2 separate regions of the Homo sapiens genome follow, and region 2 is linked to region 1. The links are chromatin contacts, found by Hi-C in ENCODE. All regions are on one chromosome and are shown on one strand. The core of a region is the stretch at or near the end of the contact, and the rest is flanking DNA. Distances in the headings are between cores, read along the strand shown.

Region 1 (6,894 bases), core at 4,327-6,826:
AGCCAATGAAAACAGTGCACTGGGGGCCAGAATCTGTTTTCAAGATTTATGAGCTGAAAGTAAGTCACGCTTTAATGAATGTTAAATGAAACCCATCTTATTCGTGAAAGACAGGCTATATTTTCTTATGAACATGACCAAGGAATGCCTCTTTTCTGAAACTTGAGTTGTGTCCTTAAAATGATATGCAGGTGAACACATTACAATCAATCTTCTGAGAACTAGAAAATATATGATGGTTTGGCATTATAAAAATCATTTTTCCCCTCTGAAGTGTGTCAGAATTTTATGTGTGTGTGTGGGGGGGATGTTACAAGTGAAGAACAAGGAAAGAAAGCAGTGTCTTATATTTCAACCTATTTTGTTCTTGGTTTGAGTATTTGTGACTTTGAAAACCAGGCCCAAATTTGGTATAAGGGGTCAGACATGGGCAATATCTGTCTCTGGTGGCCTCAGTACTTTTTTCTATGCTCCGAATTCTCCTTCAATTTTGGCTGCCACAAAGTGTTCCACCCTCACTCCCCTACCACTCCCACCCCTAAATATCATCAGGAAAAGATTTGACTCTTAGTGTGAATATGATCTTTTTTTTTCTTCAAATCATTTTATCTTTAATAATCTTGCAGTAATTTAAAATATGAGAAAAAAAGTTAAACGTGTTCCCTTTACAGGTGATGCCACCATGATTGCCTCGCACAAGCATGATCAATCACCATGATGAGACTGGATGCCAAAGAGCATGGCTGGCAAAAAGGCATCAGGGCTCACAGATTGAAGAGTTTGGTTACGGAGTCTCTAGGGGGTAACAGGTGGCAGAAGAGACATCAGTTTAAGGGACCTTCAGAGGACAGGGCGCGGTTGCTGGGTCATGAGCACCTTTAAACGTTTCTTGATGGTGATTCGGTGTCGGGAATATTTGTCATCTGGGGAGAACTGAGCAGGATGGGCTAAGCAGGTCTGTTGTCCCATCGAGTCAAATTTCTCCAGCGTATAGACCTGATCTCCCTGCTCACTAATACTGAAGAAACATGATTACTCTTAAGCCAGAGGTTCCAATTTGGTCCGCAGCTCCGTCTGTCGCTGTCTGCCGAATATGATCTTTTAGAAGGTCATTTGCATTTAAAATTTTCTAAATGCAGAAGGAAATGTTGGTATATTTGGGGGCATTTGGGAGTATGTAAGGAATTAATAGTGTGTTGTGGGAGAGGAGAGACAGAGCCTCTTCTCCCAGGGGCACCTATCATATCCTGTTGTCTGTGCCCCTGCAGATGGGCAGTGCAGTAGCCCTGGAGAAGGAGATGGTACTGTTAGCTTCTCAGTATTTCTGAAATCATACTAAAATACTAAGTAGGAACCTACCTGTGTGGCCTGGCTGTGTGTAGGAGATGGATAGAGAAACAATCCTAGAAGTGAGGCAAGGCCAGCCTGAGAAGGAAGTGAACTGAAATATCTGTTAGAAATACTTCCTCAGGCAGGGAGGGAACCTGTGCAAGAATAGGGGGTGTGGCCAGCCATGAGTGACAGACACTCGTGGACTTCCACATTAGTGCCATATTCAAACTGAGCAGAACTAGAATGCAGAGGTCCCAGGCTTCTAGAGTTGTACTTCCAGAATATAGTCTGAATTTTCTAGAACTCTTTAGAAATTTTTCCTTTTGCTTGTGAAGGGTGATGGCAGGGTATATCAGGCTACAGTCTCCATGTAAGTGAAGGTGTCAGTTCTTTTCCAGGTTAAGGTATACTATACTAACTGGTATGACTGTTTGATCCCTAATTTGGGAAATGATACATGTAGTGGTAAAGAAACAGGATTTGGAATCAGACTGAAGATAAATCCCTCTAAGACAGGAATAGCATCCATCTTGTTTGTTGATAACCAAAACCTAGCTTCACTGGTTCCTGGCACAGGGAATATACTCAATAACTATTTTGAATGTTGAGGGAATGAATCAATGGATATATGAATGAATGAACTAACCTGTTTGAAATTCCAGAGCTTCTATATTTGAGACTTATGGCCTTGGGCAGGTTACCCAAGTTCTCTGAGTCTTAGTTTTCTTATTTGAAAAATTGGAAAAATAATACTCAGTTTACAGGGTTGTTATGAGAAATAACATGATCTAACATATCCATAGCCCTTAGCACAATGCCTTAATAAAGGCAAGCTGTCATAACAGTGATAGTAGCAGTATTAATGTTCATCACTCCCATAATCACAGAATTGTTGTTCAGTGGGGGAGGAGGTGGGTAAAATGTGGACATAGATCCTCATGGCAGCCAATGAGAGATTAACAGAGGAGAATTGTTGTGGAGTGGAGAGTCTGGACAGGGGTTATTTTATGAGGTTTAGGTGAGAGATTGTACATGCCTTGACCTTGATAGAGAAGGTAGACATGGCTGGGGTGAGGCCTTAGCAAAACTGGGTCAATTTGAACTAGTTTCCTTTGGGAAATCACCAGTGTGTCTGGCCTCAAAGTTCAGGCCATTTCTACCACATCATAGTACATACTCCTACCTATGTGAAGAAAAGAGGGGGATAAATAAAATGTAGGTCTCTCTCTCTCTCTGTGCGTGTGTGCGTGTGTGTGTGTGTGTGTGTGTGTGTGTGTGCGCGTGTGTTAAAGGCCTGGAAGATACTGCCTAGTTGGTAATGGAGACAAAGTTGTTGGGAGGTAGTCAAAAGGAAGGGTTGGTGTTAATCAGAGTAAATTTCTGCCTTTCCCTTCTGGCTGGGCCCAGTCTTACCTCTGGATGGGAAGCACAGCTGATATGCTGCCATGCTAGGTTCACTAGCTCATGCTTTCTGGAGGAAAGCAACGATGTTTGCCGTCATGCAATCTTATGCTATTTTGCAAGCCAATTTTTACAGCCTTTACAAAGTACTCGTTAAAAGGGAATATATAAAATGCTTGAAGGGAGAACCATGAGAGAAAGTTGGTGCCATGAGTGTATCTTATTAGGTGTGTTCTAACAGGCTAGATATTTTACATACCTTATGTTTCATTTGTATGACCTCTCTCTCCATTTTATAGACGAGGATGCTGAGACTTGGAGAGGCTAAGTAACTTGGTTACTAAGTTGTGCAGTCAAGATTCCAACCCTGACCTTTCTGAATTCTGAAGCTATTCTCTGACCATATTCTATAATGCATGTGAGGATGCAAAGCTAAATGAGCCTTTCACTCTCTGCCTTTGTCTTCTCTCTGCAGTTATCTTGCATTTTATGGAAGGGCTAGCTCAGCGATGGGAATGGATGTTTTTATGGAAAAGAATCACTTACCGGCCAGGCATGGTGGCTCATGCCTGTAAGCCCAACACTTAGGGAGGCCGAGGCGGGTGGATCACGAGGTCAGGAGTTCAAGACCAGCCTGGCCAAGTCTCTGCTACAAAAGTGAGCCAGGTGTGGCGGCGAGCACCTGTAATCCCAGCCACTTGGGAGGCTGAGGTAGAGAATTTTGCTTGAACCCAGGAGGTGGATGTTGCAGGGAGCCGAAATTGCGCCACTGCACTCCAGCCTGAGCGACAGAGCAAGACTGTCTCAAAAAAAAAAAAAAAAAAAAAAGAATCACTTGCTGTTCCAGGCACAATGGTTGTATCTTAACTTAATAAGAGGAGTAAACAAGTGTTGAATCCTTAGTATGTGCCAGCCATTACACTAAGAGCATCACCCTCACGATCTTACTTAATCCTCACCGCAAGCCCATGAGCTGAGCACTGTGCATGCATGCTACTGGGAGGTAGTGGGTGGGATCAGTATAGGCTCTTCCAGCTCATTGCCACGCCTTGGCAGGGTGAGGTCCATTGCATTGGCTTCCCTGCCAGATGCTGTAGGAAAATACACTGGAGGCCAGGTGCAGTGGCTCATGCCTGAATCCCAGCACTTCGGGAGGCTGAGGAGGTGGGCAGATCCCTTGAGCCAGGAGTTTGAGACTAGCTTAGGCAACATGGCAAGGCCCCATCTCTATGAGAAATACAAAAATTAGCCAGGCATGGTGGTGCATGCCTGTAGTCCCAGCTTACTCAGGGGGCTGAGGTGGGAGGATTGCTTGAGCCCAGAAGGTCAAGGCTGCAATCAAGCTGAGACTGCACCATGACACTACAGCCTGGGCAACAAAGTGAGAAGCTGTTTCCAAAAAAACAAAAACAAACAAACAGAAAACACCAGAGACCTGGTTCCTAGGTTCATAGCATTCTCCCGTGGAACATAAACAGCTAGTGTAAGACCTATCTTCCTCCAGAAACAAGTGAGTTATGAGTGCAGATACAGTTCATTGACAGTCAATGTGATCCATAAGCTGGGTGGGACAGTGGTTTTTCCAAGGCCACATCCCACCTTATCATCTTCTTCCCTGTAATAGCTGTAAGAGTATTAGCTCATATTTGTTGACCTGTTGTTGAGCTCCAGACACTGTCCTAGTCATTGTACATGCATTCTCTCTAATCCTCATTGCTATTCTCTGAGGGTGGAACTGAGACAAAAAAAAATTAAGTCCATTTGCCCAAGGACTCACAGCAAATGGAAGGGCTCTGATTTGGACCTGAGGGCATCTGTTTTTAGAGGCTAAATGCCTGACAGGGAGGTCTACAGCTGAAAGTCTCAACCAGATGGTAAATGAGAAGCACTGCGTTTTATTTACCTTCCTGACACCAGGTCATGTACTGTAGGGACTCAGTAAGACTTGTTACTCAGGGCCAGTTGCGGTGGCTCACACTTGTAATCCCAGCACTTTGGGAGGCTGAGGCGAGTGAATCACCAGTTTAGGAGTTCAAAACCAGCCTGGCCAATATGGTGAAACCCCAACTCTACTAAAAATACAAAAATTAGCTGGGTGTGGTGGCGGGCACCTGTAGTCCCAGTGTCTGGGGAGGCTGAGGCAGGAGAATCGCTTGAACCTGGGAGGCAGAGGTTGCAGTGAGCCAAGATCATACCACTGCACTCCAGCCTGGGTGACAGAACAAGACTGCATCTCAAAAAACAAAACAAAACAAAACAAAACCCAAAAACTTGTTACTCAGAAGAAGCACCAAAAGGTGGTTGTTTTGGGGGATTGGCAATGGTGTGGAGTATATCGTATGTGCTAAGTGCTTTTTAACCAACTTGGATCGAGGCCAGGGTTATTTTCCTATTCTAGGTCTGACCTCAAAGTGCTCCCTTTGGCATGTTGGATTCAATTATTAGGGTGTTTTCACATTTACCTTTCCCAGCAATAGTTTTCAGCCTTAGCATTCTGCTCACATTTCACTTTTAACTAAGTCTCTCTTTAGCAATCTGCTCAGACCTCTTGCCTGTGTGAATAAAGTTTGATTTTCACAAAGGGCACTTTCTAGTCAAAATTCCATACTTGCTGCTTTCCGGGCTATGAAGTGCTGACCTGGGTGGAGGAGACATTGTTTCCTTAGAAAACGACAGAGCTTGAAGCTCTTCACTGATGTGAGGGCCTTTCTCTCCCACTTTGGAACAGTATCAGTCAGATGTACTTCATTAGAGAGACCCTGGGCTAGTTCCTAGGAGCTTCCTGTCCACCAGCTGCTACAGTGGGGTTGGCAGGTACCAGGTGTGGCCAGCAAACATACCTGCCTCAGAGGCCTGGGTCCTTTGAAGTGCCGAAGGAATGTCACACTTCAAAGAAACCTCACTGCAGCTGTCACCTGGCTATCGAGGGGAGGTCAGAGAGTTAATATGCAACCATGAAACTCCCACCTCCAGCCAACACCTGCAAAGCTGAAGCACATTTTTTTTTTCTGGTGCACAGGATTTGAAAGCATTGTTCCTAATTTATCTCAGCATTGTTCCTAATTTATCTCAGCAAGAGCTCAATGCCCTATGTCTTCAGATAAAGATCTATTGTATATATCTGTCCAACAATAAAATAAGTAAATGAGCTGGATTTTTCTTTTCTGAATAGGAATTATTTAGTAATGAAGTAAGTATTTGCAATTACTATTTGCAGGGGTTTAATTATGGGACTAATTTGTAAAAAACATTAGCAAGGCTTTGTACAAATGTAGCATCTTTTATCCGAGGATCACAATGTGTTGTATGCAAATGAATGAACTCTGCTGATGGCTCTGTTTGGTATGCACTCAGTCACTGTTTTAAATTTTCCTTGGGCATTCAGCACTCTAGGGCTGGGGTGGGAAGCCAACATTTATTTATAAATTGCAGCAAGATGGATGTAGATTAGATCTAAAAAAGGACTTCCTGGTTGTGATGTTACTAAATGCTGGCCTGAATTACTGCAGCAGTTTTTAAAGACTTGCGTGAACAAGACTTCCTGCCACTTTGATAGTAGTCTTTTTATTAGAAAACCAAACCCATCATCTTCTTCCAGTAGAAGAAGCTAAGTTTTCAACTTAAACACAAATAGTAAGCCATTAAAGAAAAGAAAAAGAGGGTTGGAGTGAGTGACTATAAAAGCCCAAATTCTGGCAGACTCTCCTTTAAGGCTCTGGACTCTGCTAAAACCTGGACTGCAGGAAGGTATGCCTCAATTAACATCATAAAGGCTAAATTTTGCCTGGGGATAGCCTTTGTTACAGTTCCTAGCCTCAAAAAAATGGCTTCAGCTCCCTTTCCCTCCCACCCTTGTTTATACATTCCAATACAGATTTGCATCTAAAAAATAAGATAGACAAATGCCTGCATGTATATGTTTATAGTGGAATTTCATTACAGATATCTGCCTAATGCTGACAGATAAACCAGGCCCGATGACCTAATATTCCTCCTGCACTTGTTTTATTTGAGCTTCATGTTTCTTCTACCTACTCCTCCTTCGGCAGGAACAGAAAGATTTAGAAAAGAACAGGTTCTTTGCAAACAGCCTATGGCTACTCTGATGGCGGACCCTCATTCACCCTCACTCTCTGCTTTCTAATCTCTTTCCTGTCCCAC
Region 2 (6,837 bases), core at 2,248-4,747, 820 kb before region 1:
TATATGGGTCTCATCTGTAAAAGTTTCTCTAGGGTAAGTACGTATTAGTTTTAATAGAACTTATAAGTATCTTCAACTATCTTTCAAGGTAGTAGTAACAATTTATGCTCTCACTAGCAATGTGTGAGTTCTCTTTCACTATACTTGGATTTATCAGATTTTTTTTTTTTTTTTTTTTTGAGACGGAGTCTCGCTTTGTCGCCCAGGCTGGAGTGCAGTGGCGCAATCTCGGCTCACTGCAAGCTCCGCCTCCCGGGTTCACACCATTCTCCAGCCTCAGCCTCCCGAGTAGCTGGGACTACGGGCGCCTGCTACCACGCCCGGGTAATTTTTTTTTTTTTGTATTTTTAGTAGAGACGGTGTTTCACTGTGTTAGCCAGGATGAGGATGGTCTCGATCTCCTGACCTCGTGATCCACCCACCTCGGCCTCCCAAAGTGCTGGGATTACAGGCAGAAGCCACAGCGCCCGGCCTATCGGACTTCTTAATTTGGGGAGATCCAATGGCTACCTAATTTTATCTTGTTTGATTTGTATTTCCCTGAAGAAAAGTGAAGAAGTTTATCAAAGAGAGATCAACTACATCAATGCTATTGAAAAGTCAGGAAGAATGAAGACTGCAAGTAATCATTGGATTTAACAATATAGAGGTCACATTACTTGGAAAGTGGGGCACATGTTAGGCTGCAGTTGACTTAAGAAAAGATGGGAGAAAAGGAACTGGGAACAGCAAGTACAGACAACTTTTTAAGAATTTTATTACAAAGAAGTTGGGCGGTAGCCAGAAGTGACATGGAATCAAAGAAAAATAAAGTTTTTTATTTTGCTTTTGTTTTGTAAGATGAGAGAAATGATCACTAACAGAAATGATCTGGTAGAGCCAAAAACTAATGATGTTAAGTGTAGAGAACTGCTGGAGAGGTGTCCTTAAGTGGGCATGAGGAGACAGAAATTATTGTAACCAAACATGTACAGTATCTTTTATGCTGGAAACTACAAAACACCAATAAAAGAAGTCAAAGAATATCTAAATAAATAAGCAGGCATGCCATAATGACAGACTGGAAATTTTAATATGGTAAAAACTGTCAATTCTCCAATTGATATATAAATTTAATATCAGAATCCCAGCAAGTAGACAATAGACAAGTTTAACCTAAAATTTACATAGGAAGTAAAAGAAAACAAACCGCTAAAACAATTTTGAAAGAGATGAATAAAGTGAGAAGAAGCAAACTACTAAACTCCAAGACCTACTATATAGCTATAGTAATCAAGACTGTGTAGTATTGGCTGAGGAATACATAAATCAATGAAACAGAAGACCCAGATATAAAAACAACAAATATGCTCAACTGATTTTTTACAACAATGTAAAAGCAATTCAATGGAAGAGATGTACCACAGCAGTTGGATATCTATAGGCAAAAAAAAAAGAAAAAAGAAGCTCAACCTTAACTTTCACACTTTATACAAAAATTAACTCAAAATTAATCATGAACTTGAATGTTAAAGGTAAAATTATAAACTTAAAAACACAGAAGACAATCTTTGGGATCTCAGGCTAGGCAAAGAAAACTCAGACTTGACATGAAAAGCACAATTCATAAAAGGAAAAATTGGTCGAATAGACTTCATCAAAATTAAAACTTTTGCTCTGGGAAAGACTGTTATGAGGCTGATGTGGTTTGGCTGTGTCCCCACCCAAATCTCATCTCGAATTGTAGTTCCCATAATTCCCACGTGTCATGGGAGGGAATTGGTAGGAGGTAATTGAATCATGGGGATGGGTCTTTCCCATGCTATTCTAGTGAGATAGTAATCTCACAAGATCTGATGGTTTTATAAATGGGAGTTCCCCTGCACACACTTTCTTGCCTATCACCATGTAAGACGTGACTTTGCTCCTCCTTGCCTTCTGCCATGATTGTGAGGCCTCCCCAGCCATGTGTAACTGAGTCAATTCAACCTCCTTCCTTTATAAAGTACCCCGTCTTGGGTATGTTTTTATTAGCAGCGTGAGAACAGACTAATACAAAGGTGGAAAAGACAAGCTACAGACTGGGAGAAAATAACTGCAAATCACAACAAAGTGACTAGTGCCTAAGATATATAAACAGCTCTCAAAACTTGACAGTAAAATAAATAATCAACTAGGAAATAGGCAAAAGACACAATTAGCAGCTGAAATGTATACCCCCGAAACTCATATGTTGAAGCTCTAACCCCTGTACCTCAGAACAGACTGTATTTGGAGCTAGGGTCTTTAAAGAGGTGATCAAATTAACATGAGGCCATTGGGTGGGCCCTAATCTAATGTGATTACTGTCCTTTTAAAAAGGAGAAAATTTGGATACATAAAGAGATCATGTGAGAATATGAGAATGCAGCCATCTGCAAGCTAAGCAGAGAGACCTCAGAAGAAACTTGATCTTGGACTTCTAGCCTCCAAAACTGGAGAAAAAAAATTTCCATTGTTTAAGTCACCCAGTTTGTAGCATTCTGTTATGGGAGCCCTGACAAAGTCATACAGACGTGAAGAGACACTTCACCAAACAAGACATACAAATGGCAAATATGCACATGAAAAGATATTTAACATCATCTGCCATTAGGGAAGTGCAAATTAACATGACAATGACTTATCACTTACCTATAAGACTGGGCTAAAATTAAAAAGTGTCAAAAATTTCTTTATTATGGTTGCTGACTCAGCATCCATTTTTAGATCTAACGTAAGTTATCTGAAACCCAGCTATAGCCCTCCATCTTGGCCTAGTTAAAACTTCCCGGCAGGGCACAGTGGCTCATGCCTGTAATCCCAGCACTCTGGGAGGCCGAGGCAGGCAGATCACCTGAGGTCATGAGTTTGAGACCAGCCTGGCCAACATATAGTGAAACCCCGTCTCTACTAAAAACTAAAAAAATTCGCTGGGTGTGGTGGTGCATGCCTGTAGTCCCAGCTACTTGGGAAGCTAAGGCAGGAGAGTAGAAGAATCGCTTGAACCCATCCAGGAGGCAGAGGTTGCAGTGAGCTGAAATCGTGCCCTTCTACTCGACCCTGGGTGGGAGCGAGACTCCATCTCAAAAAAACAAACAAAAAAAAACTTCCCTTGCCTGTGTGACTGTCTGCAATATAGACTTCTTCATCTCACTGACCAAAAACTCAATATTCCCCACAGCTGCTGACCACGATAAAAACCTAATGGTCAACACCAGAGTCATGTAAATAAGATCTCCCTTCAGGAGTGTTTGCTTTAAACTAGCCAATCCACAACCACCACAGGAAAGCCTACAGGGTAATGCCCATGTACCTTAAAAAAGGCATAGTCCCACTGATATCCCCTTTTCCCTCTCACTCTTTTTCTCTCTCCCCTCCCTCAGCTCCCCGCATCCTTCCTTAACCTTAACCTCTCTGGGCTCTACCAGTAAATCTCGTTTCATTCTGGTTTCACTTCCTCATGTGTCTCACCTGACACACACGCACAAACCTAACTCAGTTCCCCAATCCCTGCTAGGGCTCTCCTAGAGTGACGCTACTTGCCTTATGGCCCTCTCAAGATAGAGATCCCAAGACCAATTAGAAAGTAAATATAACAATAAAAATCACAACAAAGTGACAATACCAAATGCTGGTGAGGATGCAGCTCTCCCTCATCCTCACTCATATACTGCTGATTGGAATGTAAAATGTACAGTTACTCAGGAAAACAGCTTGTCAGTTTCTTACAAACATTAACATGCAACTACCATATGACCCAGTGATTGCACTCCCAGAAGAATCAAAATTTATGTTTACATGAATACTTGTACACAAATGTTTAAAGCAGTTTAATTTCTAATAACCAAAACCTGGAAACAACCCAGATAATCTTCAATGGGTGAATGGTTAACACATCACGGTACATCCATACTGTGGGATACTATTCAGTAACAAAAAGGAACAAGGTACTGATACACACAACAACCTGATGACTCTCCAGAGAATTATGCTGAATGAGAAAAGCCAATCCCATAAGGTTACATACTACATGATCCCACTTATGTAACATTCTTAAAATTACAAAATAATAGAAATGGAGAACAGGTTAGTGATTGCCAGGGGTTAAGGACAGGTTGGGAGCTGGAAGGAAGACCACATGGGTATAAAAGGGCAATATGAAGAATCCTTATGGGGAAGGAAGTGTGCTGTATCTTGACTGTACCAATGTTAATTTCCTGGTTGTGCTATTATATACTATCCTATCCTATCCTACAGTGTCCTATAATTTTGCAAGGTGTTACCACTGGGAGAATCAAGGTAAAGGATACATGAGATCTCTCCGTGTTATTTCTTACAACTGCATGTGAATCTACAACTATTTTAAAAAGTTCAAGAAAAGTTATCAACTTGAGCATTTAAAATGTGCACAATTTATCATAAAATATGCCTCAATAAAAAGTTACACAGTAAAAAAAATTTTCATACAAGTTTTTTTAAAAAACTGTCCAGAACAAAGCTGTCCAATTGAACTTTCTGTATATAGATTATTGACCTGTTCTATAATTCTGTGCTACCTAAAACAACAGCCACTAGCCACACATAGCTAATAAACACTTGAAATGTAACTTGTATAACTGAAAAACTGAATTTTAAATTTTATTCATTTTAATTAAATTTAAACTGCCACACATCAGTGGTGGTCACCATTGAACAATGCAGGTCCAGACACTACAAAGAATAGGGAAGATCGTTATGTGCTAAAATACAGCTATGTCCAAATTGTATTCAGAAAAATACAGATTTTATAACATAACATTTATGTAATAAAAACAAGGAAATAAATATACATGAACATGTATGTAAAATATATATTTAAATGTACAAGCATAGAAAATTCTGAGTGTACTTTAAAGTAGTATTTACCTGTGAGGAGTGAGAGAAGTTTGTGCTTGCTGGGGACAGGGAACTGTGGGACTTCACCATGAACTATATATCCTTCTGTACTACTTAAATTTTTTACAATAATCATGTGTCACCATTAAGGCTAAAAAAAACCCATGCTGAAACTTAAATTTCTGATACCTTTAAAATTTATACATTATTCAACAGTATAGAATAAATCGGATGTTAGGATAATAATGTTCAGAAAGTTTAAGTTTATATATGGTCTGCTATGCTAGAAGACTAGATTCTAGTTTGTCAAGAATTTTTTTTTTCCACCTGTACCCTTTTTTGGGACTTGATTACATCAATTATTCAATGGAAAAAGGACACAAATAAGGAAAAAAAGTTTAATGGGAATTTCTGAAATCAAGCTAATTAACCTCTCACAAACAGGTGGAAGATTCTGGCTATTTACATTATGAGTGGTCAAAGAGAAAGCAAAATTTCCAAAGAAAACACTGTCTAGAATTTATTCATGATTATATTTACAGAAATATAAATAAAGATTAATGAATATTTATAATTTCAGTGAAAGAACATAGGGAGGTAAAATTCTAGGGTTAAAAACAAGATTAACAATAGTGTACATGCTCTCTTAAAATCTTGGAACTGCAGAAAGAAAGTAAGTAAAGATTATAAAACAACAGCTAACTATTTGCCAGGTATTGTTCTAAATTTTACTTAGAGACAGAATTTCATAAAATCAAAAGATGCTATTGATTATAATATGCACCATTATTGTATGTACCACTAAGAAAGAAAATACTGCCAACTGAACTGAATGCTTTTTTATCACTTCAAATTTTTACTTCTACTAATTGAAGGATTATTTACACTAATTGAAAAATCTTTTACAGACTTACTTAGATTTTTAAAATATCACTCTTTAGGCTATATCAAATGGAGATAAACAAATCAGTTACTGTATTGCTAAAACTTGTTCATGCTCAAGGTTAGCCTCTTTGGAATCACTGTTCAACTTAGAGTTTCAATACCATGTTCTTCATCACAATATTGTTTATGAGCCACCAAGAACACTGAAATATAGCATTTCTTAAAAGAATGTCACTATTATCTCTAGGATTTCCTTCTCCAAGCCACTGACACACATTCCACAAGTTTTGATGATTTTCTTGATCTTACTGGAAGTTATCAACAGTTTTCAGAAAACAATCAGTAATCAAACTCCTTTCTAAAATGCTCTTTAAATGGATTGCTAATGAAATGGGGGCAGCAGGTGTACAATTGTGCTATCAGGAATAACCACAAAGAGGCCGGGCATGGTGGTCCCAGCACTTTGAGAGGCCAAGGCAGGTGAATCGCTTAAACCCAGGAGTTCAAGACCAGCCTGGCCAACATGGCGAAACCCACCTCTACTAAAAATATAAAAAAAATTAATCAGGCATGGTGGTGTGCACTTGCAGTCCCAGCTACAGTAAGATCCTGTCTCAAAAAAGAAACAGAAAAGGAATAATCACAAAGATGCCACATGCACAGGCACTGACAGTCACTATTGCAATTTCGCTAATGCAACAGACACCATTAACTATAAGTCACAAATCCCAATTTCAGAGATATTAAAATACATACAGGTTAAAATCTACAAAAGGTATATTAACTCATTTAATCTCATAAGGACCCTAAGAAGTAGGTGTTATTAACCCCACTTTCCAGATAATAAAACTGAGGTACCCAGAAGATTAAGTAATTTGCCCAAGATCATATGGTTACTAACTGCTGGATGAAGCATTTGAGGTACACTACCCTGAAATGTATTCCAAAAAAGCTCTACTAAGTAGAAGAATGTGGTCCAGTAACAAATCTTTAGAAGAGATTTACAGATAATACAAATGATAGTAGGACTCTTCAAAAATGTTTAAACTTGAGACACCTATAATTCAATCAGCACTG

Evidence for each region. Hi-C counts contacts between places; a loop is a spot of excess contacts on that map. Pooled maps may share reads with other maps.
Region 2: a map with no recorded cell type shows a loop between it and region 1 (2.7-fold over the local background). The contact joins two enhancer-like sites. A Hi-C loop is called at or near these places in 4 of 37 single-sample maps with no recorded cell type and 2 of 50 pooled maps.

Annotation. Positions count from the first base shown.
Region 1 is chr12:75,958,947-75,965,840 of GRCh38, reverse strand. It overlaps the pseudogene LOC100289143. Among named protein-coding and RNA genes, the nearest start is that of PHLDA1-AS1, 68 kb to the left of the region's middle. Within about 2 kb of position 5,576, at least 6 of the 41 ENCODE cell types and tissues checked have a DNase peak (open chromatin) inside an H3K27ac peak, as active enhancers do.
Region 2 is chr12:76,774,476-76,781,312 of GRCh38, reverse strand. All of the region lies in intron 1 of ZDHHC17 (zDHHC palmitoyltransferase 17), which reads right to left. Among named protein-coding and RNA genes, the nearest start is that of ZDHHC17, 14 kb to the right of the region's middle. Within about 2 kb of position 3,497, at least 6 of the 41 ENCODE cell types and tissues checked have a DNase peak (open chromatin) inside an H3K27ac peak, as active enhancers do.